3 separate regions of the Mus musculus genome follow, and regions 2 and 3 are each linked to region 1. The links are chromatin loops, found by intact Hi-C in ENCODE. Cell type or tissue: heart. All regions are shown on one strand. Links, peaks and the distances in the headings refer to the core of each region. The heading gives the core; the rest is flanking DNA. Region 1 overlaps Cfap45 (cilia and flagella associated protein 45). Region 2 overlaps Fcrl6 (Fc receptor-like 6). Region 3 has its middle 9.5 kb from the start of Fcrl6.

Region 1 (10,554 bases), core at 3,228-8,227:
CCTTGCAGGTTGTATGATTCCCTGCATCATTCTGTCAGGGACGAGAGATATTGGTGCCTCACAACTGCGTCTCACTTCTTCCCTCTTTGCTTAGGCTACGTGGACCTGAAGATACTCAGAAAGGGCTTATGGGGGAAATGGCAAAAGCCCACCTTTACCTACCGTACTCTCTCCTCCCTCCGTTTCCTTTCCCGATCCTCCTGCCTTTGGAGGGATTCCCGCCGGTCTATTTCCATCATGTGATCCAACCGCCTCTCCTCTTCATCCAATTCCTTTTGTATCTGCTGCTTCTCCAGAATCTGGGCATCCCGGATTGCGTGGCACTTGGCATTCAGAATAATCTAGGAGGTGGGAGGAAAGAATCCTGGCACTAGGTCTGGGGATAAGGTAAAGGAAGGAGGTGTTATGAGTGTGTGGACATTTAAGAGGGAAGACATGGGAGCAGAGCGCACGGGCCGGAGACTTGCTCCGTTGCTCACTGAGCCCAAAGAGACAGGATGTCTCACTCACCCTAGCTCAAGCATTATTGGTGACTTTCTTTTTCTAATAATTTATTCTTATTTAATGTTCATTGATGTTTTAATCCGAATGTATGTCTGTGTGAGGGTGTCAGAAGCCCTGGAACTGTGAGTTACAGATAGTTGCAAGCTGTCTTGCTTGGAACTTGAACCCAGGTCCTCTAGAAGAACAGTCAGTGCTCTTAACTGCTGAGCCATCTCTCCAGACCCTTTGCTGGTTTCGTATCAGGCACTACAGTTTATTCAAGGAGAGACAGCATCAGTCAGGGCATTGTAGAGTTCGGTAGATAATGGAGCAGCCTTTGGAACTATGATGAACGAACTCGGTGTTATCGTGTTCACCTACATAAACATACACATAACCTCCATAAGGTGTTAGAGCTTTGCAATTCCTTCCCTGAGGACCCATGAACAGTGCATTGTGTGTAGAGAAGCCAAGGCATTCCAGCAGAAATTCAACTGGTGCATTTTTTTTTTTAATCTAGAAGAGCCTAACATGCATAAAAGAAATGAGAAGCCATGTGCCCTCATTAAGAACCAGAAAGTAAAAGCTTTGGAATAATAAGAGCTGGTACACGTAGAGATTTACCAGAGAGATGAAAATCAGAGATGAAGGACTGGGGGAGTCGACTTTTTTTTTTCTATTAGTCAACAAGGGAGTGACACATGTGAATGGATTACAGAATAGAATTTCAAATGAGCCCCTGATCCTTCTACTCCCAGCTAAAGTACTCTGGGCATTTCAAAAAGAACGCTATTGTCTCCACCACTATCTGGGGCCAGACTTGAACTAACAGGATAGAAATAGGAGTGAGATCCTTATCAATCACGGTTCTCAAAGCCCCTCCCAATATCTTAGCTTGTTCAGCTGCTAAGCAGTGCTGCCTTCATCATCTTACAAGTGGACTCAAGGGCCAGCGACTTGCTCTCAACATCCGGGAAACAGGTCGAGTCTCCTCCTATCCACGCGAGCCCCGCCCACATCAGTCCCTCTCCTGGTCCTGGGTCTGAGTGAGAGCGCAGAGGGAGCGGCAGGGAGCCCTCGGAGGGAAGGAAGAGGCCCCCACCTTGCTCATGTCCTTGAGCTCCTCCTCCTGCTCCATACGGAGCTTGTCGGCTCTCTGCAGGAGGTTCTGGGCCCGTTCCCTGGCCACCTCCTCCAGGTCACTGAGCTTCTTGTTATTGTTCCAAGTCATCTCCTTCTGCTTCATAATCTTCTTGCGAATTGTGACGGCTTCCTAAGGGGAGACCAGCCCGGATTGGTGGGGTTTATTCTCCGTAAACTCACCTGCTGCACGTAACCCGGCAAGAATTCTCTTCAGTCCCTCACTTATCAGAGCTGAGAGGTCTCACGGCCCGGCTTTGTTCCCATCCTCCCACTGGCCCGCGTACCGCAACGTTTGTTTATTAAATGCACGTGCACACCTTGTTTTAGCATGCCTTAACTGAGCTTATCCTGCCTGGGATGGAAAGCTGGCCTCCCTACTCCACTTTCCTATTCTGCCACCCGCCCACCAAGGACACAGCTAGGAAGGTGAGTTACCAAGATGCCTTCCTTCTCCTTCTTGAGGGCCTGTTCTCTGGCATTCAGTTCTTCTTTGGTCAGGACTTGGGATGCCCATTTGATCCGCTCAAACTCCTCGGGGCTGATGATTAGCGATTCCCCAGAGGGGTCCTCTGTGGGAACACTGACGTAGGAATGACCAGCGTTAGGGAGGAGAGCGGGCTCCAAACCCCCTCCCCTCCTCTCCTCCCCATACAATGCTAAGACAGAAGAGCCTGCAAATTCATGGGCCACTTGAATGAAAGGTTTCAGGTGAGAAGCAACCGATGCTGCAGACAAAAGAGACATTTTGTCTTTCTTCCCTAAGTCTGTCTCATATGCCGTGTTCTCCATGTAACTGTCGGTGACCTGTCCTTGTGTTTCTTTAAGTCCACCCTGCTCCAAGAAGCTTCCTCTGAGCCCCACCACATTCTGACTCCATCTTACTGGCCACTTCAGGACCAATGGTGCAAGGCCTGTTTCAGCTTCTTCAGGATTGGACTCTATCTTAACTACATCAGCAGCCTAATCTCTGAGCCAGTACCTGGTACTTAGCACACACAAAGCTGTTGAATCGGACTTTAAAAAACAGATTGTTCCTGGTGCTGGAATAAGGTATAAGTATAAGGCAATGCTTGGCAGGGTTGAAGTGGATGCTGGTGGGAAATTGAAATATCCCTGTCCATCCATCCTGGATAGAGGCTTTGAACCCTAAATATTAATTAAAAACTCTGATCGACAGCTCCTGGAGATGTGTCTCTAGAGCTCTCCTGTAGCTACCCAACGCATTCAACAAACCTACAGCTAATTATAATGATTAGAAACAAATGACATACATTAGGGGTGGGGGAGGGAGCAGCTGAGAGGAGAGAATAAAGCCTGCTTCTGGGCGAGGCAGTTTAACAGGTGCATGGCAACAAGACGCAGATGATCTGAGACAGGAAGTGAAATCTCATCTAATAAAAGCTGGGGGGGGGGGAGCGGAGGAGGTTGTCCTAGAAGTAGGTTCACTTATTAGCAAGGTCTTAGAATGCACCAAGTGGTGTGGCCCAAAACAATGGAGGCTGTGAAGTGACCAAGAGCAACCTGAATCTAAGACAGTGGATCTGAAGCATGACCAGCCTGTCTGCAGGGAGGTCAAGAAGTAGGACCCCTCAGGCCACTGCCCACATCTGGCTGTCAGATGCTCAGGCTGGTCGGCCTAGGCTAAACAGAGACTATCGTCAAGTCCAGCTCCTGCATGGGGATCCAGCTGCGTCTCTTCAGCTTAAGCCCTGAGCCAAGGGCTTCAAATTCTGTGAACTGACGTCACTCGTCATTCAGCAGTGGAGCCAGAGCGGTAGGACAGTCTGAGAGTTCGAAGCACTAAACACAAGAGCTAAGCCACCAAACACAGCACTGGCTCCTGGCACTTAGCTGAGCTCTGCCTGTGCCCTGCAGGAGGAGCCTGATGGCACTGTTCCAGTAGGGCAGTAAAACTGAGCTAACCCCAAAGGAACCCAGAGAGCCCCTATGAATTTCCTCTGATAGCCTCGAGTCTGGGGAGGAGCCAGAGTGCTAATTAGGCATCTGGTCAGTTTCCCTTTGCTTTGGATTCTCCTTGTACCCAAAAGGAAGTGACTCATTGGTCCACTTCTCTCCCCCACCCCCCAAGCAGTGCTGAGGGCTTAGAAGCATTGATTGCCCCTCTACCCTTTACTTTTAGAGCCTACAGCAAGCTTTGGAATGAAGGGCAGTGGCATGCTAACTACCAAAGGGAGAGGAGGAGGGCCAAGATGGAGGAGAGAAAATGCTGAAACGAGATGGGCATATTGATTTTTTCTTTTACATGTAGAATGTGTGGTGTGTGAGAGAGAGAGAGAAAGAGACAGACAGACAGAGACACACACAGAGAGAGGGAGAGAGAGGGGACTGTTAGAGGGAAGAAGAGGTTTAAAGTAGGAGACAGAAACTATAGCAGACATTGGAATATGTGTGTCATGGCAGCAAAAAGGGACTATTTGGAGGAGTTAGGGACCATCGAGAAGAGGAGAGGGAAGTCTCAGAGGAAAGGACAAAGAAGAATAAAGTATATAGATGTAATAAAATGTCAACGAAATCCAGTTTTGTGTACGTTAAGCAAAAGAGAATTTAAGAAAAATCTATACAGGCAAACAAGACAAAAGAAAAGAGGGAGGGATGGGTAGGAATGCAGATGGAGTTGGGCTGTCTGGACGGAAGCATCCTGGTGGCCCAGTCATCCTGCACAGTGGCAGCCGTGCCCGGGGACTCACATGAGTTCTCTGACCATGTCTCTAGTGATGAGCTGGATCGTCTCCGTCTTGTGCTCCAAGCCCAGAGCACTGAGAGTTTTCCGGATAGCGTGTTTATCATGGATCACCACGATAGGGCTGTCGCTCTTGCCCTGGGATGAAGGCTATCAGGTCAGAAAGAAATCCATAGAAGATGGTCACTCCACTTGCCACTGACCCAATACGGACCTTGAGGCTTCCACCCCATGCAGCTACAGAACACAAGAGCACCTACGGTATTAGGGAAGCATCCTCGAAATCTTCATCAAAACATGGCTTGGGTGTGTTCTGCACTGGCCTGACCTTCTGACACCAATACCTTTTATTCTTGGGCAGGCGTTCCTCCCAAGGATGCTGGAGACTGTGCCAAGGAGTGGGGAGGAGAGGGGCTGACGGTGTATATCTAGACCTCTGTTAAACCAATCGGGTTGAAACTTTAAAATTTGGTGTCTAGGTTATCTCTCCATGAACATTTCGGGTCTTGTGAGATTCTTGGACCACGCTGTGACTTTGAAGCAATATAACATGCTACAGATAAATCTACAATATAATATTAGTGATTTTTATTCCTTTCTAATGATTAGTGGTTTGTTTGTTTATTTGTTTGTTTTAAGCTATATCAAGGGAGTTGGACATAGCTAAGTGGCCTAACAAGAACTGCCTTAAAAATCTAACATCGTTGGGCCAAGCATTGTGGCAAACACCTTTGATCCCAGCCATCAAGAGCCAGGGGAAGGACAGCTAATCTGAAACCAGCATGGGACACACAGCAAGACTCTTAGGGAACAAATGATGATTAAGGAGGGCACTCAGTTAGGATTCGGCAATGTGAACACAGATCAGATGTGTGGTGTTTTTCAGATTCGTCTAACCTCAGAAGGGTTAGCAAGAAAATACAGTCTCTAAACACATGAAAATGTAGGCGCCATAAACGCAGTAACAGACACCTGCATGGTGCCCAGGGGGTAGCTTTGACTGGGTCACTTTGTATGCACTGTCCCCTGAGCGCTACTGCCACCTGGTGTTTGTTTCTGCTTCTAGAAGGGCACAACTCAGCAATGCTGCGGGCCACTTCTGCCCCCTACCGCTAACTTCCTGGACTCTCATTTACCCAGAAGGCCAAAGAACTTGGGCCAAGATAGGATTAGTGAACAAGCAGAACCTGGAGCTCTGGGCCATTCCCCACCCTCCTTTTAACCAGAAAATTCCATGAGGACCGTTCCCCTCACAAAGAGTGTAAGTGTAATTACAGAATTGCACCCTTTCGAGTCTTGCCTTTACCAGTGGGGAAGACACAGAAGAGTGGAAAATCCTCTCAGGGGGCCCTCTAGAAAGTCCTCTTCCACTCACAGGGAGAGCAATGAAGAGCAGGGGCTGACATCAGCTCTCTACTCCCCAATCCACCTACACTCCTGTGCTTCCAGGAGTGGCCCTTCTTCCTCAATGTCTCCTCTCTCTCTCTCTCTCTCTCTCTCTCTCTCTCTCTCTCTCTCTCTCTGTCTCTCTCTCTGTCTCTCTCTGTCTCTCTCTCTCTCTCTGTCTCTCTCTCTCTCTGTCTCTCTCTCTCTCTCTCTCTCTCTCTCTCTCTCTCTCTCTCTCTCTCTCTCTCAATCTCTCCCCTGCCCAGCTCTCCAAGTCTCACTCTTTCCCTCTTCATCAACTGTCACTGACACCAAAGCTGTTCCAAGGAGCGCTGTACCTCCCTCTCCACACTCCAGGAACCATCATTGTCCTAGTCTGGGTGGGGCTTGCTCGTCTCCCCAAGCTAAGCAATTGGTTTAGCTGAACCCCTGGAAGTCAAAGAAGGGAGGGAATTTCTAGGGGTGAGGAACCAGGTGCCCTGTTTACCTAGAACACACTAGATGTCAGAGCCAGGATCTCTGAATCTCTTCTTTGACATAAAAATCTCAGTGATATGACTAATACGAACATCACCCTAAGCAACACTGGTCTAGGCCACTGCTGAATAAGGGGCAGCAGCGACCAGGGAGCTGGGGGAATCTACTGATGGTGAGTTACCTTGACACCTCCAAAGAGGCTCTCGTCTACCTCAGAGTTCATGGCTTTGGTTCGATAGCGAGTCCTAGTCCGTGACCGGTTGGAAGCGGTGGAAGCAGAGCTTGAGGCATCCCCTGGCCTTAGTGGCTGCAGGTAGAGACAGAAAGTCCGGTCATCGGTACCCAGTGGCATCCAGACCACAGGCAGCAAACATGTCTCTAGCCTATGCCGACAGCTAGAAGGGCGAGCATACAGCAAAACCTCTTATAGAACGAACGTGTCCACATAGGACCTGAAATGTAGGGTACAGCGTCCCCCGTGGGGAGACCTCTTGCCAAAGCACACTAAGTCTACGGAAGGGCATCTGTGCCATCTCAAGAGCTGATGAAGCCAAGTCAGTCACAAGGTACAGATGAAAAAGATGGAGAGTGTGGGGAGATGGTGACAAGAAGGAGGGAGGCTTCCTGTTCCTAGTCCCTGCACAGGTACAGTCTCCCATAAGAATGGCTTTAGAGAGGCAACTGCTCCTCATTTCCCAAGAATGCACATGGTCCTCTTCACCACCAGCCTTCTCAGCCTGAACTCTAGGACCCTTTCATTAAGGACAAACCACCCAACCCCATTCCTGTTTCATGAGCCAGCTGGGGTCTAAAGGAAATAAAAGCTGTAAAAACTCATTGGGCCACAGCTCAGCGTGTGGTGGTTGGCAAATGGTAAGTAGTGGATGAACAATGATTACCAGCTACCATCAATCAGACAGCGCTAACCAAAATAGAATACTTTTTGACGTGCCAATCGTTTCCTATGTTTGGCAAATTACCCTAGCTAATGGCTGTGGGAGATGAGGCTCATTCCCAAAGACAAAAGCTGAAAACATCAGGTATTTGCCTTCTTAGTCAAGCAGGGCATCTAAGCTGAGCCAATAAGATGCCCCTGACTTTACAGCGACTGGGGAACCAGTGATATGAGACACTGAACCTGAACGTGGAAAGCCTTTTTGACCCGATGCAGCGGAAGCAGCCGCATCTGGGGCAGTGCTGATAAGGACGTCACCAGCAAGCAAAGCCAGCAGCGTTGAGGAGCGTGTGCCAGATCTCCTCTCAGTTGCGATTTTGGCCGTGGTTACAGCTGAAGGGGTTCCCTCTGATCCTACTTTCCAAGCCTCGTTTCCCTGCTGGTACAACATCCGTGGGCTCTCCTAAATCCTCTCGGGGTGTTCCATCCCACTTAAATAAGAGTTCTGGTTCAGCGGCTTACAACCAGGAACCCAGCTAAGCACAACCTCCAGTCCCAGCGGTCAGTTCGGCTTCATCTTGGCCCGCCGAGAGTAGATATCTACATCCGGGAAGCAGTTTCTACGAAGGCTTTTGGATAAGGGTAGCCTTAATCTAAAGCTGATTCATTCATTGCTTTGGAGGAGCCCACACCCGTCTCAACCAAGCTCTGTAAGCTGAGATATCTTGGGGGAAATGGTCTAGACATACAAGGTCCCTCCAAGTCTGGGAATCCGTAGCCCCAGGGGGGATGATATAAACGGAGAAATGAGCAGACCAAGTCACTGAATGTTAGTGACTCTTCCAGGTCACCAAACGGTGTTTTTGCCATCTCTCATTGATCTGCCATTGCCAACAAGACCTCCTCCCAGCACCTGTAGCACCTGTGTCAGGTTTTGACACTGAACTGGGCGATTACTCCTCAGCTGGCCCCCTACCAAACAATGAGCCCGGCTGTGTGCGCCTTCCTTCCCCACTCACTGACCGGCTCAGCCAGTGTAGGCTTCCAGAGGGAGTCATCTTCAGCCAGCCCCAAGACAGCAGAGCAGAAAAGCCTGGATTTATAAAGAGGCAGATATGGGAGCCCCGGTGACACCTAAGAACAGTCTCTGAAGGGTTGTTGTGTGGTGGGTGGTGAGCAACCACTCCCCTTTCCACTTAAAATTAGAGTAAGAGGAAATGAACGGGAAGGACAGTGGGTAGGATTGAGAGTAAGCCCTGGGGATAAAGGGAAACGGTAGAAGGCTCTTGAGGGGTGGTGGTGTGTGAGTTCTCCATATAACTAAGGAAGATTTGCAGGGGGCGGGGGGTGTGCCTGGCACACAGCAGGAACCCGACTTACATCTGATTAAAAAAAAAAAAAAAAAAAAAAAACCAAGGGATGAAATTAAATAAAATGACCCCTTGAGGAGTCTAGAGTAGACTAAGATGAATGCCTCTGGGAAACGCATCTTTCTGACTCCGAGTCACTCCACCGTTCCACGTTTTCCAGGTCACAGATGTGGTCTGAGCTGTGGATAGTAATGTATAAGAAAGGGCCCCAGAGTACAGATGGGAAGGGTTGTGATTGTTTTCGCATCTGTTTTCCGGTTTCTGTTCAAGGACTCCCTGCGAGTGGCATTGTGCACCAGACTGTAGGTCCCTCGAGGCGGAGACTGTGTCCTTTCTTTCCTGTGTCCTTGGTACCCAGGTTGGAGGAAGTCAGCACAGGAAATAATCCACTGCCTGAACCTCGAAGTCAGAACAGAGAAAGGAAAGCAAATGACCACAGAAAAGCAGCCACTAGTGGGCCAGATGGGGGAAGCTGTGAGCACTGGCGGCTGGGTAGCTAAGAAAACCTCATTTAAGAACTGCTGACTTTGAAGCCACAAGCCTTACCCCAGGGCTAGAATAACCAGTTTTGCCAAGAGTAACAAGAAGAACTAGGGAGGTCACTGTGTAAACACACTAGAGGGGGAAAAAAAATGAAGAACCAAGCAGAAATGGAAAGTTGGATCCCTCTGGACCAGAGGCAGTAGCCAAGTGGTCCTCTTAGGAGGTGAAGAGCTGGTTTTATTTCTTGCGTGACCAAATAAATATTCCCATGACGCCGAGCAGTGGCTAGCCAGAAGCTGCGTAGTCTGCTTGGAAGGAGACAGCCTTGGAAGGAAAAGCAGCTTTCTCCAGCTACCGACAACTGAGGCTGGAAAGACTGGGGACAGGTAAACAGGCAAGCCCTGCACTAATATGCTTATCTTAGTGACCCAGCTGCCTCCCCCCACCCCCTTTATATATCATATATATGTCCCAGGAGCATGAGAATCTCATCCAAACAAGGTTACTCTAATAGAGATTCTGGGGCAGGAAGATTAAGTCAAATGGATATCGATGAGACAGGGGATCTCCATAACATATAAAGGTTTTTTTTTAAGATGTATTTTTCTTTTTAAAGATTTATTTATTATTATAACTAGTTACACTGTGGCTGTCTTCAGATACACCAGAAGAGGGCATCAGATCTCATTCTGGGTGGTTGCTAGGATTTGAACTCAGGACCTTCAGAAGAGCAGTCAGTGCTTTTACCCGCTGAGCCATCTCACCAGCCCCAGGATGTATTTATTTTATTTATATGAATACACTGTAGCTATCTTCAGACACACCAGAAGAGGGCATCAGACCCCATTACAGATGGTTGTGAGCCACCCTGTAGTTACTGGGAATTGAACTCAGGACCTCTGGAAGAGCTGTCAGTACTCTTAACCACTGAGCCATCTTCTCAACCCAACATATAAAGTTTTTAAGAAAAGATATTTTTTTTTCAATAGAAGAGGGAAGAGGTTGTGAGGGTAGTGGGGAGCACAACACATCTGAACCTCATTATATAACTGTAGAAAGCAATCAACATTTGGAGGAAAATATATTCTAAGAAATATGTAAGTGTAACTTTAATTTTTTTTTAAATCTTACTTTTAATTATGGCTCTTAAATGCTTTAACCTCCCAGTGGGAAAGAAAGGATACATGGGAAGTGGGCCTGTTTAGAAAAGTTCTTTGGAGCAACTCCCATCTGTGTTGTCTGGAAATCGGCAGTTCAGTTCACAGGTCAGCAGCAGCAGCTCGATCCACTCACAAACACCCCACGGCCATGCCAGCAGTCTAGTTCAGTGAAGTCGGGTTAGTAAAAGTGGTGACATGACCTAGCAGAGACAGCCAAGCCTCAGCCTCGGCTCCAGTCAGCCGGAGGGACCAGGAGGACCGACAGGAGTTCTCAGCTGTGCCTCTCTCAGCAAAGTGAAGATCAGTGAAGACAGGAGACACACAAGCTCTGCACAGTAGCTCTATAAGCAAGCCTAGCTCAGCCTCCGTCACTGTCCCTCGAGTCCTATTTATATCCTCCAAACAGCACGTGTCCTCCACGTGTCTTGCCTCAAAGCGTGCTTCTGTCTCAGCTGA
Region 2 (10,554 bases), core at 3,440-8,439, 66 kb before region 1:
ACAACACCTACCCATCAGAGATTGAGTCCCAAGCTTTCTCCATTCCATGCAGGATGTGGTCGCCAAAATAGACAACAATTACTACTTATCAGTTATCATGTATCTAGAAGGTTGGAGGTCTACACACAACATGATAGGATCTGCCTCCACGTTAAATGTGGAGATTTTGAGGGATAGTCCTTAGCTGCCTTCAAACCACACCCAAGGACCAGTTAGATGGCCAAGCTCACCATACTCCCTACAGAGAGACAATGTAGCAATAATGGGTTGGCAAGAAATAAGACAAATTCAAACTATACCTAAGGGAACAAACTTGTCATCTCAGCACCTGGAAACCAGGAACGGGAGCTTTTCCATGAGTCAGAGGCCAGCCGAGGCTATAAGATGAGTTCAAGGGCAGCTTGGGCTACAGAGTAAGACCTTATATTACAAATAAATTGGAATACAACCAATCCTCTGAAGAGTACAATTAATAATAGGTCTGCAGAGTACTGTTACTCTGGAAAGTAACATGAATACAATAGGATTCTATGAACATGAGAATTCTTCTGATCAGGGTCCTAGGGAAGGCTTGCCTGGGAAGTCAAAATTTGACCAGAGAGAGGGTAGAGGAGTATGGGGAAGTTATCCACTATAAAAGTATGGTAGTTAATTGGTTGGGGGAGTAATTGAGGGGCTTAGTGATGGTGGTTATAATTAAGGTGGTGGGGTGATAGATGGATGAATGGTTTGGATGCTGGGTGGTTGGTAGCTCAAAATGAAATGAATACCAGCAGTTCATGTGAAAGTTTTTCTGCTGCTCTCTTGCAGAGTCCATGGCTGAAGCTCAAGGTGAGTCACCAGTTGGAGGGGTCTGGTGGGACAGCAAGAGATACTGCTCATGAAACCTGGAGGTTGGTGGCTCTCTGGGCAGGACCTCTCTCTCCAGGTTCTCCAGATGATTGTGGGGTAATTTATTGGGCCCTGAGATTTCCACAATCATGTCCAACATGCAGAGGTTCTGAGTTTAATTCTCAGCAACAATAGGGAGGGTGGCTCACAACCATCTGTAATGGGATCTGATGCTCTCTTTTGGTATGTCTGAAAAGAGTGACAGTGTACTCATATAAATAAATCTGTTTTAAAATGCCAAACATCTATCCAGAGGATGCAAGGAGTTTTGGAGAGCCCTGGACCAGCCCTGATACCCACTTTTTAACTCTGAAGACCACAAGCACTAAGGAGTTTTCTGGCTCTGTCCTTCTAGGCTTCTCATGCGACCTAGCTTTGGAAGTCATTCCAGATTCCCTGCATGAGAGCAATGGACAAGCTCTAGGGGTGACTCTCTCTCTCTCTCTCTCTCTCTCTCTCTCTCTCTCTCTCTCTCTCTCTCTCTCTCTCTCTCTCTCTCTCTCTCTCCCTCCCTCCCTCCCTCCCTCCCTCCCTCCCTCCCTCTCTTCTGGTCTCATAGTTGTAGCCTGACCTCTGCAGAAGATCAGTCCTCAGTCTCCTTGGTTAACTTTCTGGACTTTCTTCCTCAGCTCTGGATTCATGTCTCCCCAGAGTTGTTCCCAAATCCTGAGCTGACAGAATTCACCAATTCAGAGACGATGGATGTCATCCTGAAGTGTACCATAAAGGTGGACCCCAAGAATCCAACTTTACAGCTCTTTTACACTTTCTACAAGAACAACCATGTCATTCAAGACAGGAGTCCCCACTCAGTATTTTCTGCAGAAGCCAAGGAGGAAAACTCTGGGCTCTACCAGTGTATGGTGGACACTGAGGATGGCTTAATTCAGAAAAAAAGTGGCTATCTGGATATCCAGTTCTGGAGTAAGTAGATGAGGGAAGGGAGATACTACTAATGGGTCCAGATATCAGGCAACACCATTCCCTGGGAATAGGTAAGGTGTCCAAGGAAGAAATGATCCTGGATCCTGGGCAGTCAGGCTGACTCTCCCATTCTATGTGCCCTCTTCCAGCTCCTGTATCCCATCCTGTGCTCACTCTGCAACATGAAGCCACTAACCTTGCTGTAGGAGACAAGGTGGAGTTCCTCTGTGAGGCCCACCAGGGCTCCCTTCCAATCTTTTACTCATTCTACATTAATGGAGAAATCCTAGGGAAACCCCTGGCTCCCTCTGGCAGAGCTGCCTCCCTCCTCGCCTCAGTAAAGGCAGAGTGGAGTACCAAGAACTATTCCTGTGAAGCTAAAAACAACATCTCCAGAGAAATAAGTGAGCTCAAGAAGTTCCCCTTGGTTGGTATGTTCTGTATAATATCTTACACCCCTGTAACTGTCAGGAATCAGACTTCACTCCTCTGTAACCCCACCATACCTGCTTCCTTGAGTACAGACCCTGATTGGAGTGTCTGGCAGAGGGGTGGGGTTTCCATTGGGAGGGGTTCCATAGCAACCCATAACATGATTGCTCATGCTAGCTCCTTCTGAGCCATCCATCTCCCATCCCCACTTATAAGGCCACATGCTGTCCCCCAAAGCTGTGCTTGTGTCTCTTGTGCTACTTTGAGATGTATTTTTGAATAGTTATCTCCCCAGTCTCAGGTACTGCCTGGATCAAGAGCAACATGCTACCTATCTGGCTACCTGCAAGCCTGCTTGGAGGGATGGTCATTGCGGCTGTGGTTCTAATGTATTTCTTCAAACCCTGTAAAAAGCATGGTTAGTAACTTTCTCCACATCAGCATGTAGCATTGTTTCTTTGTGTCATTTTCATAGACATATGTTATACCTTGCGGCAATTATTTTTAAATCATCTTTTACAAGTCATCTCTCTTGAGCCTTTCTATCATCCTTATGAGGTAGTTAATAGCATCATCCTTTCTGTGGTTGAGAAATAAAGACTTCTGAGATATGATGACTAAAAATATTACAGAGTTGGTGGTAGCTGAGTTACGACTTGAATCTAAGTCAACAATCCCTAATTCTTCCTGTGTCCAAATTACATACAAGTAAGGGGTCTGTATTCTCTTGGGGACGAGAAACCAAAAGCCAGAAGGTGGTAGGAGAAAAATTCCAAATCCTGACATGAATGTCTCTCCTTCCACAGCCAGACCTGAGACGCCCACCCTAAAAGAGCCAGTAAGGAGGAATCCCTGCCCTTTTCTCATCCTTTGTCCTGCCTCCCTATCTGCCTCCCTGTACTGACCTAACTTTCCTACAGGACAGTTTTCTATATGTATCGGTTGATAATCAAAGATATAAATGAGATTCCCACCAATGATTTGGATTCAAAAACCAGGACCTGCCAAGATCCCCTTGGTCTTTAGGATCATGCTCTGTGTTAGTGCAATGTCTTCCTCCAACATACACTCAACTCCAGCTCCCAGCCTCCACCCTCCAGCACTCAGCAGTGGCTCCAAGTTCTCCCTGCAGGTCACCCAGTTCCTAGCCCAGCAGTGAGAAAGCCCATTTGCCCTATTCCTGGCCAGGGCTCCTGAACTGTGGGTTCTCTTCTGAGCGGGAAACCAAACAATGGTGTGGGAATGAACAATTTCCACCTTGATACATACATATACACATGCCTACACACAAACAAACACACATACACACACACTTCCAGATGTAACATTGTACACAGAGCCACAGTTATCTTCTTTAAGTACAAAAGGAAAAGGGTTTTCACCTCCAGATAGACAGATGATAGATACACAGACACACAAGACAGATAGATGATAGATAACATATAGATTAGATAGATAATAGATAGATGGTAGATAGGTAGATGGATGATAGATAGATGATAGATAGATAGATAGATAGATAGATAGATAGATAGATAGATAGATAGATAGATAGATAGATAGATAATAAGTAACATGACAGATAAGATGATAGAAATAAGACACGATAACTAAATACAGATAAATATGTATGTATGCTTGTGGATGAATGGACAGAGAGAATTTTATATAGAAAGAAAATATACTTGCCTTTATCCTGAAAGGAAAGCACAAAACCTTGACTACAAGACTAACAGGCCTCTGGGAAGTTCAGCAAGACCAAGGTGTACCCATAAATGGGCTGCCCATACAATATCATAGAATCTTGATAAGGGATCAGAGCTGTGAAGGCAGAAATAACTCTGCCTTCACCTGCAATTCTCAGCATGCCCAGTTCAGAAACAGACCTCAGCTCACCCAAAGCTCCAGACTACTGAGTGCCCCAGAAAAGTCACTCACTGATGTCTTGTATTTTAAAAGTGGTTGTAAAATACAGTGTGTTAAAAGGAATATGTCCATTTGTTTTGTGTTGCTCCTTCCGCTCATTAACAGTACCTGGCAGTTTGGTGTTGGTTTGAGGTGTCCACACTCAGTAAAGGATGCCCCCCTTAGGCCCTGGCCCAGCCTTCCTGGTTCCTGTTCTAAATCACAGACAGCAGAGTCTGACACCAGACCCCTCCTGCCTTGCCTATGAAAGAAACATCAATGTTGTCTTCCAGGCAGCACCACAGACCTGCTAACCTCTTCTATAGTGGCTCCCCATGCTCTTCAATATCAACAGTATCATGGTTACCTGGGTACTTAATAGAAATGCAGCTGTAGAGACCCAACCCCAGATTTTGTTAGATCAAAATATGCATTTCTATAAGATCCCTGGGCAATTTGCAAGTACTTCCAAGGGACTTATCTGTTTCCAAGAGACTCTATGGAAGTCCCTACCCCATTCCATCCTTGCCACATCAGCCATCTAGTTCAGGACCAGGAAACACCAAGCCCCTCATGGCCACTTACCAGACAGCCTGCTGAGAAGACTGAACAGCTCAAGCCAGAACAACTATAGGCACAGGACCTCCACGGGCCAGCCAGAGTGTACTTGCAGACCCCAAACCATTGCTACTCCCTCAAAAAAAAAACTACCCCCTCATATAAAGATCAAAACACCAAAGTGTCAGCTCCAGGAGGAAAAGTGTGGCTAATGCTCTGGATGCCTCCAGCCCTTCCAGCGCTTCCCAGGGAGCACAGACAGCCTCCTTCCTGAGTTGTCTGTCCACTTCCCATTCTTACTCTGCCAGGAACCCCGACTACTGCCAGCCTGAATTGCTTTCAAGAAATCTGTGACAAGCACAAAAATCACAGCAAATATTTAGAAAGTTTTCTAGCAATCGGACAGTAATTGTATGTTTGTTTAATAGAATCATAAAATTAGAGTTTGTCGTTTGTAAGTATGCCTTTTTTTTTATTCTGGATTTTCTAGTAATTTGCTTTTATTATAGTCTACAGAAATACAGGTCCACAATGGGTTGGAAAGGAAAACAGGTTGTTTGGCTCAGATGACAGAGAAGCTACAAACAAACACACACACACACACACACACAAATACATACACACAAACACATGTGCACACACATACACACAAACACACACATACACACACACACACAAATACATACACACAAACACACGTGCACACACATACACACAAACACACACATACACACACACACAAATACACATACACACACACATATGCACACACTCCTGACTACTCAGGAACTTTTCTCTCCTTACTGCTATCTGTGTCCACAGGTCTATCTACACAGCTGAAAATATCCTTGTCAAAAAATAAAAATAAAAATAAATCCCTTTTCCTGAATAAACTGGATTTTTTTTTCAAAAACAATCCATTACTAAGAAAATTGAAAAGGAAAAAAGGAAAGAAACCCTCCCCAAAGCTCAGAGGTCAGAGCTCTCTGAGGATGCCCATGCTCTTTAGCCTACTCTATCCTTGGTTTGTGGAATATTAGCATCCAGCCCAAAGCCCCACATCCTGGGTGGGGTGGGGGTGGCAAATCTCACTGGGAAACCAGGATAGACCTAGCTGACACTGAGGAAGGGCACTGGAGAGAACTGACAGCTGCTGCCTGCCACAGGTACCTGACAGCACTCATCACAGGCCCCCCATCTGTCTCCTCCAAAATTCTGAGCTATGAACCATCTTTTTTCTCCTACTCAGAGCTAAATGCAAACGGTTATGTATCTAGAGGAACATGATGATCATGCCTTTCCTGAGGACCTGGGCTCTATGGGTTCATGTGCCCTAAAGGATAAAGGTACAGGAAAGAATTCCATGTCTGCATTGGGGACATTGGCTGCAGCAGCCTGGAATTGCCCCTTAATGGAAGGAGAAACAAACACACAATTGGGAGCCCTGTGGCTGCCCTCTGCTGGCCTTCTCTGGTACTCAAGAATTTATGTGCTGGCTACACTCAGGCTAGTCCATTCACAGGAGACCTACATCTTAAAAGATGGAGATTGGGAGTGCAGTTCAATTGGTAGAGTACTTGCTAGGCATGAGAAAAACCCTGGAAGCATCTTTCAAACCCAGTGGGTGGTGAGTACCTGAGGTCTCAGCATGCATGGTGTGGAGACAGGAGGATCAGAAATTCAACGTCATCTTCAGCTACAGAACAAGTTTCCAGGACATTCCAGGCTGTATGGGATCCTGTATTGAGAATTTTGGTCTCTTAAAAAAAAAAAAAAAAAGTCATGTTATGTGAATATGTTTTTTGTTTAATCCCAGGTTCAAAATAAGAGGTTGCTTCACAGTGATTGTGATTTGCCTCCTGTTCTAGCAAGGGCATGATTTTTGCCTGTTGTAGATCATTTAATTTGGGGGACTCTGGAGATGGTATCAATGGCAGAGCCCAGAGCGGGATAGGGGTACTACATAAGAGGAGGCTGCTGCTCTTCCTGTCACTGGTTGCTGTTGTGGTTTGCCACATGGTCATGATCAAGAGAAGAAGTTGGCGACTTGACTATGAAGATTGGACTTGCCCCCAAGGAACCCAGTGCCCCTAACCAGCAGAAAGTAGTCTAAAGAGGTCTATGCCTCCTTTTCCTTCTAACCTTCTTTCTCTCCTAGCTAGTGTTTGTGAGTTGGAATTGGGGTGGAATAAAGGTTGGAAGGAAGGTAGAGATTGAAGAACCTAATAAAGTGGCTTTAAAAATATCTCAAATTTGTGTGTGTGGGTGGTTGGGTGTGAGAGACAGAGACACAGGCACAGACAGGGAGACAGACCAAAACAGACAGAGAGAGAGAGAGAGACATAGACAAAGACAGACAGAGACAGAAAGAGAAAGATAGAGAGATTGAGTGAAAGAGATTGGATAACACACGATTATTGTTTTATATATGGCTACATGGCCATACAGTTTAGATGCAAGACAAAATGGAACCAAGAGGGTTGTGTGCCTCGGGATTCTTGGGATTCCTTTCAATTCCAGGCTGGTTTAGATTTGCCTAAGAAACAAGGTCTACATGTTTATTTAAATGAGCAGCTCTGTGCCCTTTGTGGCCTCAGTCTCCTCTGCACTATGGGAAGCAACAGCAGCTTGCAGGACCTTGGGCCCTCAGCATGTCTGCTTCTGCTTCTCGCTGCACACAGGGCTTCAGCAGAGAGTCAGTGGAGGAACTCCATCACTTCAGAAAACGGTCCTGGTCTACTCAGTGTCTGGAATCTTTTCCACACATGGAGCACATCAGTAGTGATGGTCACTTTTGTCATCAGGACCAGATTGCTGCCACCCAGTTTGTGAGCTCTGGCCTCATGGCATCATGCCTATGGATGCTCTATAAAAGTTTATTTGATGCCTTGGTCTGCAGGAGATGAGAAACCTGTAAGTGTTTGGTGAAGGATGAATGTATAAATGAGCCTCCGGTTCCTCTCTCTACCTCAATAAATCTCCATGGTGGCTTTGTTTGCTATACTATACAGCCTTCCTTCACATCTCTAGAAAGGTATCTCATTGCCTCAAAGGCAGAGAGGCCCTAAGATGAACATCCCACCAGCCCAGGCTCCTGCATCTACCATTCCCACCCACCCACCCAACCAACCCCCGTCCCCTGCATGTTCTTCCTTCTCTCCCACTCTGTACACCATAGCCCCCAGGCTCACTGAAGATATTGTCCCTTCTACCTCTTTATAAGCTAGAGCCAGGGTGAGGCAGGACAGGCAGAATGTGATTGAGTTGGAAGAGACCCTCTATGCCAGCACCATCTCAGGAGCTACCAGTAAGGGCTATCCAATGCACCCGTTCGCAAATGGTGACAGTGGATATTTCTAGGAAGTGGCTAAAGCAGTGCTCGCTCTCCCAAGTTCTTCTGCCTCAGGCCCAGTCTTCCCGACATTCCACAGCTGCCCAAGAAGGCTGAGCAGGGAGGGGCCACTGGAGCCCAGCAGCAAGGCGTCCGCTGACAGATCTCACAGGTATGCCATTACAACGTATTGAAAAGGAACATTTCAAGCCTGGCTAAGTGATCTACTAGCAATCCGCAGAGCAGCAACCCACCTGCTAGCTTAGCAAAGGTGCCTGGGGAACTGAACAGAGCTGGGGCTGTGCAGGCAGGAAGGGCCAGAGGAAGCCGGTACCAGGCAGAGGAAGCCAATCAGACATTTCAGAGGTATAGGCCTGCTAGGACTGAGAATGCTGGAGCTTTAACTCAGGTGACAGCGTTTGCCTCACATGTGGAAAACCTATGTATGGTTCCATCCCCTGGTGCCCCAGGAACTGGAAGCGGTGGGGCTTGCCTGTAATCTCTGCAGCTAGGAGGTAGAGGGTTAAAAGTTCAAGGTCAGCCGGGCGTGGTAGCACACACGCCTTTAATCCCAGCACTCAGGAGGCAGAGGCAGGCGGATTTCTGAGTTCGAGGCCAGCCTGGTCTACAAAGTGAGTTCCAGGACAGCCAGGGCTATACAGAGAAACCCTGTCTCGAAAAAACAAAAAGAAAAGGAAGTCCAAGGTCGTCTATAATCAGTGAGTCCAAGGCCAGTCTGTAACATACAAGACCCTGTAAACATAATAAATAAATAAATAAATAAATAAATAAATAAATAAATAAATAAATAAATAAATATTGATCTTCTGGTTAACTGATTTTAATTTTTTAATTTGTGTGTGTGTGTGTGTGTGTGTGTGTGTGTGTGTGTGTGTGTGTGTGTGTGTCTTTTAGAAACCTGTCTAGTAGGAAGAATTCCAGTCTACTTTGGTCTGGTCAGGATCTCAGGCCCCAGTGGTCTCCTTCAAGTTTGAATGAGCAGTAGTGTTCTGACAGTCTTCTTCAGACCCTGCTGTACATTTCCCCTCTGAACTACACGTAGAGGCTCCCCATTCATTCCCCAGGAAAATGCTGGTCCTTTCCCTTCTCTCTTGGTTCCTCAGGAGCAGCATGAATGCTTTCTCTTCCTCCACAGCCAGTGTTACCATGGTGCCCATTTCACTCACAAACTAGATACTATACAGGACAACACACAATGATCCAAACTCAGGACATTAGGCATCTTTCTCAAGGGCAGCATCTTAAAATGACTTCTCTGCTGGGGATAGGGATACAAGTTGGTAGAACATTCCAGAAGCCTTTCATTCTCTCTCTATTACTGAGGGAAGAGGGGAAAAAAGAAGCTATAAATAAAAGCGCAGAATAAGAGTGAGGAGGGGACAGCCCATGCTCTCTGCCCCTCTATGACCCCTGGGACCCCAAGAGAGTGCCTACCATTAACGTGGCTTTTAATTCTTCTTCCACAGATACTTCCAATGGGGTGACAAGAAGATCAGCTCTGAGAATGGTCCTCAGCCTTACATAAAAGCAAAAGGGCTAGCCACGTCTGATAGTTGTCCAATCACTTAATGACTATTTATTAAACAGTGTGTCCAGCACAGAAACAAATACGAATGTTGCTATTAAACGGCCTAGAGAAACTGTGTGGCTATGACCAGCAACATGCAGAGGATACAAGGAAGAGTAAGAATACATGGGTACAAAGTATTTCTCACTCTGCTTGTAGGCAGGGAGCCTTGAAGGACAGCCTGGTGGGCAAGGTATGCCTGCTAGGAAAGCCAATCCAATGTGTGCAGATGTCAAATGGGGTGGTTCTAAAAAGAGGTAGTCTGGCTGGGATGGCCAAAGAGGAGAGCAGATGTGGGCAGCCAGTCTGTAGAAGCTGAAAAGCCTCCCATGCTAAGCTCAGTATTTTGTCTTTATCCAGAGGGCAGCAGGAGAGTTTCAAAGACTTTTAAGCAGAGGGGAAGTGCATAGATGAAAATTGAAGCTCAGAAGGCTCTCTGTGACAATGATGGTGATTAGGCCCATCCATGAGCAGGGCTGGATGCAGAAAGGCCTGGTGACCATGTGTAAGAAGCACGTGTGCCATGTGGGTGTGCTTGTCACCATGCTCTGACTGCCATGTGCACAGAAAGGAGGCTGACTTACAAGAACCGGCTCCTGAGAACCCAGTGAGGCTCAGCTGGGCCTGCAGCCAACTTCCACTTTACCCGGGATGCTTTCGCTTTCAAGACATCTTGTTTTGAGTCAAGATTCCTCCTTCTGAACATGGGACTTTCCAGCAGGACCACAGCTCCTTCCGTGCACTCGTCTGGCCTAGGATGGATATCCTAGTTTGCTGAGGGAATCTTCCAAGGGAGGACAACGGCCATGTGGTCCCTCTGGAGTCTTCTTCTCTTTGAAGGTAAGTGGGGCAGATGGACAACCTGTCCTCGGGGAGCTGAAAGCCTCTCCCCAGCTGCCTTCATCCTACTGCTAGGCAGCTTGCC
Region 3 (10,554 bases), core at 1,832-6,831, 84 kb before region 1:
AAGTAGAAGAATGGGTGGGGGGTGTTGCGGGGCATGAGAAATGCCAAGCCAGGAACGTGTTTGAAGTTGGAAGCCGCGTTCAAACTGTTAGAGATGCTGCTGTGTAACCAAATAAACAGCGCGCAGGCGGGGAGCCAGCCCCTCCCCTTGGAGCCAGGCAGTACTGGAGCCTGGATGGTTTTGACAAAAGCAGTTCAGAGGAGTGGGGGCTCTGCAGGGGCGGAGGCCAGATGGCCCGAGGTTGACGAGTGAGTGGGGGGCTGCAGAAGATTTGTGTATGGGTGGGTCTTTTGAGAAGCTTGGCTCTGAGCAAAGGAGACCGATGAGGTAAGCTGAGAGACAGGGGCATGATGGAGGGAATTATTTGCCGTGCTTATTCGTGTCCACATACAGAAGAAAGGAACACCGTAGAGAGAGAGTGGAGGAAGCAACAGAGGAGAGCATGGAGAAGGGACTCGGAGAAAAGAAGGAAGGAGGTTGAAGTCCAAACCCCACCGCTCACTAGACTGAGCCGTGACGCTAACTCTCTTCCCTCTGATCCAGGTCCCAAGCTGTTTCCCAGAAGCTCATTACCTCTCCTTATTGTTTGCTTGCTCATGGGTGCCACCAGCTCCCGGGGTTCATACACTAAATCTTCCACTACCATCTCCTCTGAATACACAAGTCTTACAGTCGTCCCCTCCCTATCTGGGCTATGCATCTGCCCAGGGAACTCGAGGGGAAAATAAGCAAACTGAAGAAAATTAATTCTGACCTATTTTTATGCATTCCGTATAAATGCATGAAATAGATTATGTTTGACAGTGGTAAACAGAGAAGCCCAAAAAAAATCCAATTTATCACTTTAATTATATATGCTTTTCTTCCTCGATCTCCGGGGAAGAATAAGCCTCCAGCAGTTTTCAGTCCTTTCTATGAAGCCATTCCCAAATTATTAATGCTGCTCTTAGTAACCACGTGTCCTTGGTGACAGATGTCCTATCTAAAGCACACAGGTGAAGTTTAACCTGTCACCTCTGAAGGTGCACACAAGGAGGGGGTGTAAAGGGGCATAAAGTTGAGGAGCTAGAACTGGAACTCTAGAGGACCAGGCTAGGAGGACAAATATTACTTTTCCCATTGTTGTGACAACATACATCACAAAAGCAACTTAAGGAAGGGAGGATTCGTTTGGGCTCATGGTTTGAGGACGCAGTCCACCGCGACAGGGAAAATGTGGCTGAGGTGCCTGAGGTAGCTGATCAAACTTGTGGGCTGTCAGCTATGAGCTATGAGTAAAAAGAACTGCCGAAACAAAGTTGCTCCAAGCAGGTGGTCTCCCACTTGTACTAAGGGAAGTATAAGGGCACTGAGTTATGTGGACACTGGACCAACTCAGAGCCACACAACCGCCTTTAGTGAAACAGTCTCACACACACACACCTCCCCAGCCTACAACAATGTAGCAGCCATCCATAACGTTCCTGTGCAGAAGCAGGAAACCAAGAGGGAGATTGGAGGACTCTGGAACCCGTTCTAAACCTGTTTTGTTTTGTTCTCTTTTATTTGTTGAACACATGCTCTTCCAGATACCTAAGTGCAGCAAGGTTCAAGGCAAACCTGGTCCTTGCCTTCCAGAAATGTGCAGCCCTGGGGGAGAAAGAATGTGATGCAAGAGGTGGTTGTAACACCAGATGAAGGCAGGATGTCGGTGCACAGGGGCCAGGCAGTGGTCGAGACAGGAAGAAGTCTGTATTCAACAGGGTTCTTCAGAGGAACAGAACAAATAAAATGGATACATATTGCAAAGGGGATTTCTTCGATTATATCTAGGGTGTACTAGTGATAACATATTTGCTGACTAGTTTGCACTTTGATTATAATCAAAATCAAGACATTTGATTCCTTACAGTTATGGTTGTGAGCCTACTCTAACAGCTGAGCCATCTCTCTGATTTGTATTTTGGGATAAGTGACCCTGTGAACTCACACAGAAAACACCAGGAGAGGACCAGGCTAGGAGGACAAATATTACTTTTCCCATTGTTGTGACAACATACATCACAACAGCAACTTAAGGAAGGGAGGATTCGTTTGGGCTCATGGTTTGAGGACGCAGTCCACCGTGACAGGGAAAACGTGGCTGAGGTGGCTGAGGTAGCTGATCAAACTTGTGGGCTGTCAGGAAATACAAATGCATGCTGGCGCCCCACTTGCTCCGGCAGTCGTGACCCAAGACCCTGGGATGGTGCTGCCTGCTTTAGTTAACCTTTCAGGGAACATCCTCAGAGACATGCCCAGAGGTGTATTTCCATGGTGACTCTAAATCCAGTCCAGTTGATGGCGAAGACTACTCGGTACAGGAAGGGAGGATTCAGTCTCAGTTGGTTGAGTTGAGTGCCTGAATGTAGCTCTACAGAAGCAGCTGGGCGCTCCTATGACATCCTGGGGCTTCACTGAAATAAGGATAGTAATTTAACCCGTAGCATAGATGAGAACACAGACTGGAGTCAAATAAAATGAGCCTGCGACCAGAGTCTGCAGAGCTCCTTGAAAACCCGCTAGAGCGGAAAGCGGAGACTGCCTGCAGAGGATGATGGGAAAGTTCCGTACAGAGATAGGAGCCAAGTGAAGAGAAAGACTGCGTCTTGGTTTTAAAGAAGGGAGCAATAGTCAACAGGAACAATGTTGACATTAACTCAAATAACGAGATCAAGCCTGCTTCCGGGATACACTGGAGATGTGATAGAGGCTGGAGACAGGCTGAGTTGAATTGGGGGTTGAGGCCGCGGTAACAAGCACAACTAAGGGTTTACCAAACACTTTTGCTCTGTGGTACATAAGTCTATCTTTTTAAAGGTTTTTTTTTTCCTTATTTTTTTATTTTATTTGTGTGGGTGTTTTGCCTGCATACAAGTCTGTGCACCACATGCATGCAATACCCATGGAGGTCAGAAAAAGGCATTGGATCCTCTGCGACTTTGGGAACCGCCATCAATGTGCTGAGGGCAGAGCCAAGGTCCTCTGGCAAAGCAGCCGGTACTTGTAACCACTGAGCCATCTCTCCAGCCCCAAGCTTTTGTTTAAATGTCACACTCAGTAACTGAGTGAAGCTGATTCCAGACTGGAACGTGGCCTTGCCTACGTGCTCTTAGGACTAAGATTAGTATCTTATAACACCCGTGACCATGTGTGGCATCCTGATGCAGAATGACTGAGTGAGCTGTCACAGGTGTGACAGGGGAAGAGCTCCTGGCTTGTTTGGAGCGGCTTCGAGGTGAAGACAACAGAAGTTGGTTGTGTTTTGTTTTGTTTTGTTTTGTTTTGTTTTGTTTTGTTTTGTTTTGTTTTTGTTTTGTTTTTTTCCAGAAGCATCTAGTGAAAAGACCAAGTTGAGATGGCATAATGGAATTCATGGGACGTGGGGGCTTGAATACCATTATCATAGCGGTGGAAAGCGCCTTAGAAAGGATACAAGAAGAATCCAATTGCTGGAGGCTGGAGGCTGGAGACAGGGCAGGGAGGAGACAGTGGAAATTCAAGTTACTCTGTATGTGCCGAGTAGCTCTCTGCACACTACTAAACATTGGATGTGGTTATTACTACGATGCAAATTAAAACTTCACCTTCAATAAGGTTAAAGCCACCATCTCAGGTACTCCACTCACGAAGCAGTTTAACCAAGACTTTAATGAGTTTTTTGGGTTTTTTTTGTTTTTTTCTGTCTCCAGCAGCCCTAGGGACTACAATTTGATGCATCTTGAACCTCATGTTCTGAGCAAGGACTAGAAACACAAAGATGCGCTGGAATCCACACTTGACTTCGAAACAGCTTTGTTAGCCTCCTGTCTGCAAACAGTAGCAGCATATCATTGATAGAATCAGGGATTATCTCTCTCCCATGGGATGGGTCTCAAGTTGGGCCAGTCACTGGTTGGCCATTCCCTCAATCTCTGTTCCATCTTTATCCTTGTGCATCTTGTAGGCAAGACAAATTTTGGGTCAAAGATTTGTTGGTGGGTTGGTGTCCTCCTCCCTCCTCTGGTTGTCCCACCTGGCTACAGGAAGTGGCCACTTCAGTCTCTATATGCTCAGCTGCTACGAGTCTCGGCTAGGGTCACCTCTATATCACTGTCCCCAGTTTCTGGCTTGTTCCAGAGGTGCCCCACCCCCATCAATTTCTGTTCACTCCCCCAGTCCTCTCACCCCATCCCCACACCGGATCCCCATCCCCTGCTTCCCCTCCCTACCCCCTCTCCCATCCAGTTCTCTCCCTCTAAATCTCACTTTAGAGAGGAAAATAAGTTTCTTTAAGCAACTGTTGTCCATGTGGCCACAAGGAGTCACTGCAGACATGACTCAAACAGTTTCCCATTCTGCCTAGATGCCTCTCTAGGAAGGGGGATGACAAGGGGAGGGAATAAGGAGGTTGGACAGATGCCTCCTAGTGATTCCTCCCTTGCAGGCCAGGCCCAGAGTTCAGTTCCAATCTGGCTCCTTCCTTTGCCTTACCTTTCAGCTCCTGTCCTAAGTTTTTAAGCATGTATTACACATCTCCAATTTGTCCTGTCTTTAGAACCTAACTCAGAAATGTTCTGGGGTCTTTCTTGGACTTCTGCTTCCAGCAAACCATGTGGTCCCAGTCACAAGCTGAACAACTAAGTACCTGCACGCAGGTTGCTTCATCTTTTGGACCTCCTAAGAAGTGACATTTGGGAGGAAGTCTAGCAGTGACAGGTGGCCTGACTCACTCCTCTACCAATGCTCACCTTCAACAAGTACTTCCTCCTTGTGTGTTATGGCTCTAATCCTGTGATAATCAAGAAGGCAGCAACAGCCACATGTAACATCAAACATTAAATCTACTAAAACAAAAACCAATACAGTTGTACTTCCTCAGCCTTGCCAGCCAATTTCAAATATTTGATATCTACGGTGCAACCAAGAGCTACCACAGGAAGCAGCCAGGGAACGTCTTCAGCATCTTAGAGTGCTCCAAGAGACAGCACTGTTTAAGCACCTCATGGCTTTAAATCTCAGGAAACCTCCATTACACTCAAAGTATAATCATTTGTTCCCCTTAGAGATAAGGTCCCTGAAACCCAAAAGGTTGTAAAACTTAGCCAAGGTTTCTCATCAGATTAAGAGTCAAAGCAAGGATTCAAGCTTGGGCAGTTGATTGACTCCACACCTAGCCTGCTGCCCCCATGCCCAGAGCTGTCCCCAGTAACCATTCTCCTGAGTTCCCCTCTACCCTTCCGGGAGTTTCTCAGTCTCCAGCAACCACTGGCCCTCACAGCTGTTGCCCTGACAGTGACCTACACAGTTAGGTACCAGGGCTTCCAGCCTCTTTTGGAAGAGAACCCTCCCACCTTTCTGTCCAATCCCCTGCAGATGTAGCTAACCTGCAGCCAAGGATATGAGTGCAGCCCAACACAAAATTGTACGCCTGCTCCAAGCCCCTGCAGTGTCCTTTTTGTAAGTCGTTGCATGGTTCTCCGGTGGACTTCGTTGGTGACGGTGTCCTGCTGCAATGCACACACAGCCTGATGGGTTTGGAACCTTTCACTAACCCGTAGTAGGTCTCCATTCAATGTAGGCTGGGTCCTAGAAGACTTGTGACGTCAGTGCTACTCTCCAGAGTCACTGTATCCACATGGGAGTGACGGGCAGCCAACTGAGCTCAGACAGTCAATTCATCCACCTCTGAAGGTACACCGGCATGTCACCCGCAGGGGGTGAGTGATGACCTAGAATTCACTTCACACCCACAACGGCTGCGACACAATGACAGGGGATGAAACCAGGGAGATGCTATGAGCATTCTGTGCTCCCAACATCACAGATGTTTTGCGTGTGAGGCCACTCTGTCTCCAGCGGAACTGACCTGCGCCACTCACTGGACCTATTGCTGACAAATTGAGAAAAGACCAGAAATCTGCAGGCAAAGAAGGAGGAAGGAAAATGTAGGTGCTAACCCCTCTAGGCGGGTGAGTAACACACTGAACTCTATCTTCCCTCCTTACTACGTGAACATTAAAACAATCTGACCACCAGAACACTACCTAGCTGCGGCAGAGTCAGATGGCGTTCCCACTTCCACCAAGTCCAAGAATCTTTGGCAAGAACACAGGAATCTCACTCTCTCTGTTCTTGCCTTCATCAGAAAATGGATATTTTTTTCCCAAATACATAGTGTTTGGCTTCAGACCCTGGGACAAGGGACTGTATATTTTACACACCAAAGCAGATATGGCCGCTAGGTTCTCCCAGCATCCCTCAGTCCCTACCTGGCATAACCTGCCCCCAACCCTGAACTTTCCAGCCCAGAGGCTGAGCTGCCCTCCCTTCAGAGGCTCTTCCCTATATAATCCAGAAATTTTGGTTCTCTCTCTCTCCCTCTTCCTCTCCCTCTCCCTCCCTTTTTCCCTCTCCCTCTGTCTGTCTCTCTGTCTCTGTCTCTCTGTCTCTCTTTCTCACCCTCTCCCTCTCTCCATCTCTCTCTGTCTCTCTGTGTCTGTCTCTCTCTGACTCTCTCTCTTCCTCCCCCTCCTACTCCCCCTCTCCCTCTCCCTGTCTCTGTCCTTTTCCCTCTCCCTCTGTACCTTCATTTCTCTGTCTGTCTCTCTTCCCTGTCTCTCTGTCTTTCTCTCTCCCTCTCCCTCTCTTTCCCTCTCTCAGTCTCTCTCTGTCTCTCTCTGTATCTCTCTGTGTGTCTGTCTCTCTCTATGTCTGTCTCTCCCTCTGTCTCTCCCTCTGTCTCTCTCTCTGTCTCTCTCTGTCTCTCTCTGTCTCTCTCTCTGTCTCTCGCTCTGTCTCTCTCTGTCTCTCTCTGTCTCTCTCTGTGTCTCTCTCTGTGTGTCTCTGTCTCTCTCTGTGTCTCTCTCTGTGTGTCTCTCTGTCTCTCTGTCTCTCTCTCTCTCTGTCTGTCTCTCTCTCTCTCTCATTCTCTCCCCTCTGAGGAACCCAGAGAACCTCCAAGTGTTGCTCTGCTACCTCACCTTACTGCAAACTCTCAAGCCCAACATTCTTTTCACTTCAGTAGAACCACACGCCTGCATTAAGCCCTTCAAACTGAGGGGAAGTTGAGAGTGCTCCCACATTTTCAGGGTCATTGCTGTCAGCTCCAAGCCTGACCTCGACCCTTAATGTTAGAAGCATTTTCCTGCAGTGAATAAAGTTGCTTTTGACTTCAAGGGACCTTTCCTCATTATTTGCATACCCATGGCCCCAACACTCTCCCTCTCTCTAGGCAGTCTTGCTTTCTCTCTCTTCCCCCTCTTCTCTCCCATCCATTGGCAACTTCCCTAGCCTTTTTTTTTTCCCTTGGGGCAAGTGAATTTGCCTGCCCAAGGGAAATTTGCCTGCTTCACAGGCCAGAGATATGGCTCAATGGTTAAGAGCACTAACTGCTCTTCCAGAGATCCTGAGTTCAATTCCCAGCAACCACATGGTGGCTCACAACCATCTGTAATGGGATCTGATGACTTCTTCTGATATGTGTGTGAAGTGTACTCACATTCATAAACTAAATAAATGATTCTTTTATTTAAAAAAAAAGAGCAGCTTCCCAATAAACCTTCATATCCTGCATACACACACACACACACACACACACACACACACACGACTTTCCTCAAAAAGCCTTATTGTCTGAAAATTCCTCCTGCAATTTGACCAGATCCCTCCACCTTTCATCTTCTGTTCTGTCCTCAGTGACGATGGAAATCTCTGTGAGGGAACTTTGAGTTCTTTGTTTTTATCTACTAAAAATAAAGCTTCTATGAACACACTTTGCATGTCTTTCTTTTTTATTAGCCATTTTCTTTATTTACATTTCAAATGTTATCCCCTTTGTGGATCTCCCTCCGAAAATCCCTCCCCTTATCCCCTTTTCCCTCCCCTGCTCCCCAACCCACCCACTCACACTTTCTGGCCCTGGCATTCGCCTATACTGGGGCATAGAGACTTCACATGACCAAGGGCCTCTCCTCCCATTGATGACCAAAATAAGCCATCCTCTGCTGCATATGTAGCTAGAGCCATGAGTCCCACCATGTGTACTCTATGGCTGGTGGTTAAGTCCCTGGGAGCTCTGGGGGTACTGGTTAGTTCATATTGTTGTTCCTCCTATGAGGCTGTAAACCCCTTCCGCTCCTTGGGTTCTTTCTCTAGCTCCTTCACTGGGGACCCTGTGCTCCATCCAATGGATGGCTGTGAGCATCCAATTCTGGATTTGTCAGGCACTTGCAAACCTCACAGGGGACAGCTACATCAGGTAGCACTTGTTGGCATCCACAATAGTTTCCAGGTTTGATGACTGTATATGGGAAGAATCACCAGGTGGGGCAGTCTCTGGCTGATCATTCCTTCAGTCTCTGTTCCACACTTTGTCTCTGTAACTCTTTTTTTTTTAAAGATTTATTTATTTATTATATGTAAGTAAACTGTAGCTGACTTCAGACACACCAGAAGAGGGCAGCAGACCTCATTATGGGTGGTTGTGAGCCACCATGTGATTGCTGGGATTTGAACTCAGGACCTTCGGAAGAGCAGTCGGCGCTCTTAACCACTGAGCCATCTCACCAGCCCTGTAACTCTTTCCATGAGTATTTTGTTCCGCCTTCTAGGAAGGATCAAAGTATCCACACTTTGGTCTTCCTTCTTCTTGAGTTTCATGTGGTTTGTGAATTGTATCTTGGGTATTCCGAGCTTTTTGGGCTAATATCCACTAATCAGTGAGTGCATATCATGTATGTTCTTTTGTGATTGTGTTACCTCACTTAGGATGATATCCTCCAGATCTACCCATTTGCCTAAGAATTTCATAAATTTGTTTTTTAATTGCAGAGTAGTACTCCGTTGTGTAAATGTACCACATTTTCTGTATCCATCCCTCTGTTAAGGGACATCTGGGTTCTTCCAGCTTCTGGCTATGAACATAGTGGAGCATGTGTTCTTATTACCAGTTGGAGCATCTTCTGGGTATATGCCCGGGAGAGGTATTGCTGGGTCCTCCAGTAGTTCTATGTCCAACCTTCTGAGGAATCACCAAACTGATTTCCAGAGTGGTTGTACCAGCTTACAATCCCACCCGCAATGGAGGAGTGTTCCTCTTTCTCCATATCCTCGCCAACATCTGCTGTCACCCGAGGTTTTGATCTTAGCCATTCTGATTGGTGTGAGGTGGAATCCTAGGATTGTTTTGATTTGCAATTCCCTGATGACTAAGGATATCGAACATTTTTTTAGGTACTTCTCAGCCATTTGCTATTCCTCAGTTAAGAGTTCTTTGTTTAAATCTGTATCCCAGCTTTTTAATAGGGTTATTTGTTTCTCTGGAATCTACCTTCTTGACTTCTCTGTATATATTGAATATTAGCACTCTATCAGATTTAGTATTGGTAAAGATCTTTTCCCAATCTGTTGGTTGCCTTTTTGTCTAATTGACAGTGTCCTTTGCCTTACAAAAGCTTTGCAATTTAATGAGGTCCCATTTGTCAATTCTTGATCTTATAGCACAAGTCATTGGTGTTCTGTTCAGGAATTTTCCCCTGTGCCCATATCTTCGAGGCTTTTCCCCACTTTCTCCTCTATAAGTTTCAGTGTCTCTGGTTTTCTGTGGAGGCCCTTGATCCACTTAGACTTGAGCTTTGTACAAGGAAATAAGAATGGATCAATTTGCATTCTTCTACAAGCTAACCGACAGTTGAGCTGGCACAATTTGTTGAAAAGGCTGTCTTTTTGCTACAGGATGGTTTTAGCTCCTTTGTCAAAGATCAAGTGACCATAGGTGTGTGGGTTCATTTCTGGAACTTCAATTCTATTCCATTAATCTACCTGCCTGTCACTGTACCAGTACCATGCAGTTTTTATCACAATGGTTCTATAGTACAGCTTTAGGTCAGGGATGGTGATTCCACCAGAAGTTCTTTTATTGTTGAGAATAGTTTTCTTTATCCTAGGTTTTTTATTATTCCAGATGAATTTGCAAATTGCCCTTTCTAATTCATTGAAGAATTGAGTTGGAATTTTGAAGGGGATTGCATTGAATCTGTAGATTGCTTTAGGCAAGATAGCCATTTTGACTATATTGATCCTGCCAATCCATGAGCATGGGAGATCCTTCCATCTTCTGTGATCTTCTCTGATCTCTTTATTCAGAGACTTGAACTTCTTATCACAAAGATCTTCAGTTGCTTAGAGTCACACCAAGGTATTTTATATTATTTGTGACTATTGTGAAGGGTGTTGTTTCTCTAATTTCTTTCTCAGCCTGTTTATCCTTTGTGTAGAGAAAGGCCACTGATTTGTTTGAGTTAATTTTATATCCAGCTACTTTGCTGAAGTTGTTTATCAGGTTTAGAAGATCTCTGGTGGAATTTTGGGGGGTCACTTAAGTATACTATCATATCATCTGCAAATAGTGATAGTTTGAATTCTTCCTTTCCAATTTGTATCCCTTTGATCTCCTTTTGATGTGTAATTGCTCTGGCTAGGACTTCAAGTAATATATTAAATAGGTAGGGAGAAAGTGGGCAGCCTTGTGTAGTTCCTGATTTTAGTGGGATTGCC

The links. A loop is a pair of places that touch in the nucleus more often than their neighbours do. Peaks named below come from ENCODE experiments on the same cell type or tissue, not always from the same donor. Only the 100,000 strongest peaks of a DNase experiment are listed, where the experiment ranks them.
Region 2: a loop joins it to region 1, with 4 times the contacts of the local background. A loop is called at or near these places in 5 of 42 quality-filtered maps.
Region 3: a loop joins it to region 1, with 9 times the contacts of the local background. A loop is called at or near these places in 19 of 42 quality-filtered maps.

What each region holds. Positions count from the first base shown.
Region 1 is chr1:172,523,733-172,534,286 of GRCm38, reverse strand. Cfap45 (cilia and flagella associated protein 45) reads right to left here. Exons shown (of 12, transcript NM_027972.1): 2 at 6,372-6,497; 3 at 4,335-4,477; 4 at 2,062-2,206; 5 at 1,586-1,756; 6 at 163-341. Among named protein-coding and RNA genes, the nearest start is that of Cfap45, 7.9 kb to the right of the region's middle. In heart, for the core only: no CTCF peak of the experiment used is centred there; DNase peaks (open chromatin) are centred at 5,376, 6,656, 7,426, 8,116 and 2 weaker places; H3K4me3 peaks cover 1,232 bases; H3K27ac peaks cover 2,555 bases; H3K27me3 peaks cover 1,393 bases.
Region 2 is chr1:172,590,314-172,600,867 of GRCm38, reverse strand. It overlaps Fcrl6 (Fc receptor-like 6), which reads left to right. Exons shown (of 7, transcript NM_001164725.1): 2 at 811-831; 3 at 1,543-1,815; 4 at 1,965-2,246; 5 at 2,543-2,665; 6 at 3,054-3,085; 7 at 3,168-4,228. The coding sequence ends at 3,212. It overlaps Slamf8 (SLAM family member 8), which reads left to right and starts at 10,300. Exons shown (of 5, transcript NM_029084.3): 1 at 10,300-10,469. The coding sequence starts at 10,436. In heart, for the core only: a CTCF peak has its summit at 6,173 (motif pointing left); no DNase peak of the experiment used is centred there.
Region 3 is chr1:172,606,727-172,617,280 of GRCm38, reverse strand. It overlaps a transcript of Fcrl6 not described here. Among named protein-coding and RNA genes, the nearest start is that of Fcrl6, 9.5 kb to the right of the region's middle. In heart, for the core only: a CTCF peak has its summit at 4,325 (motif pointing right); no DNase peak of the experiment used is centred there; H3K27me3 peaks cover 1,017 bases.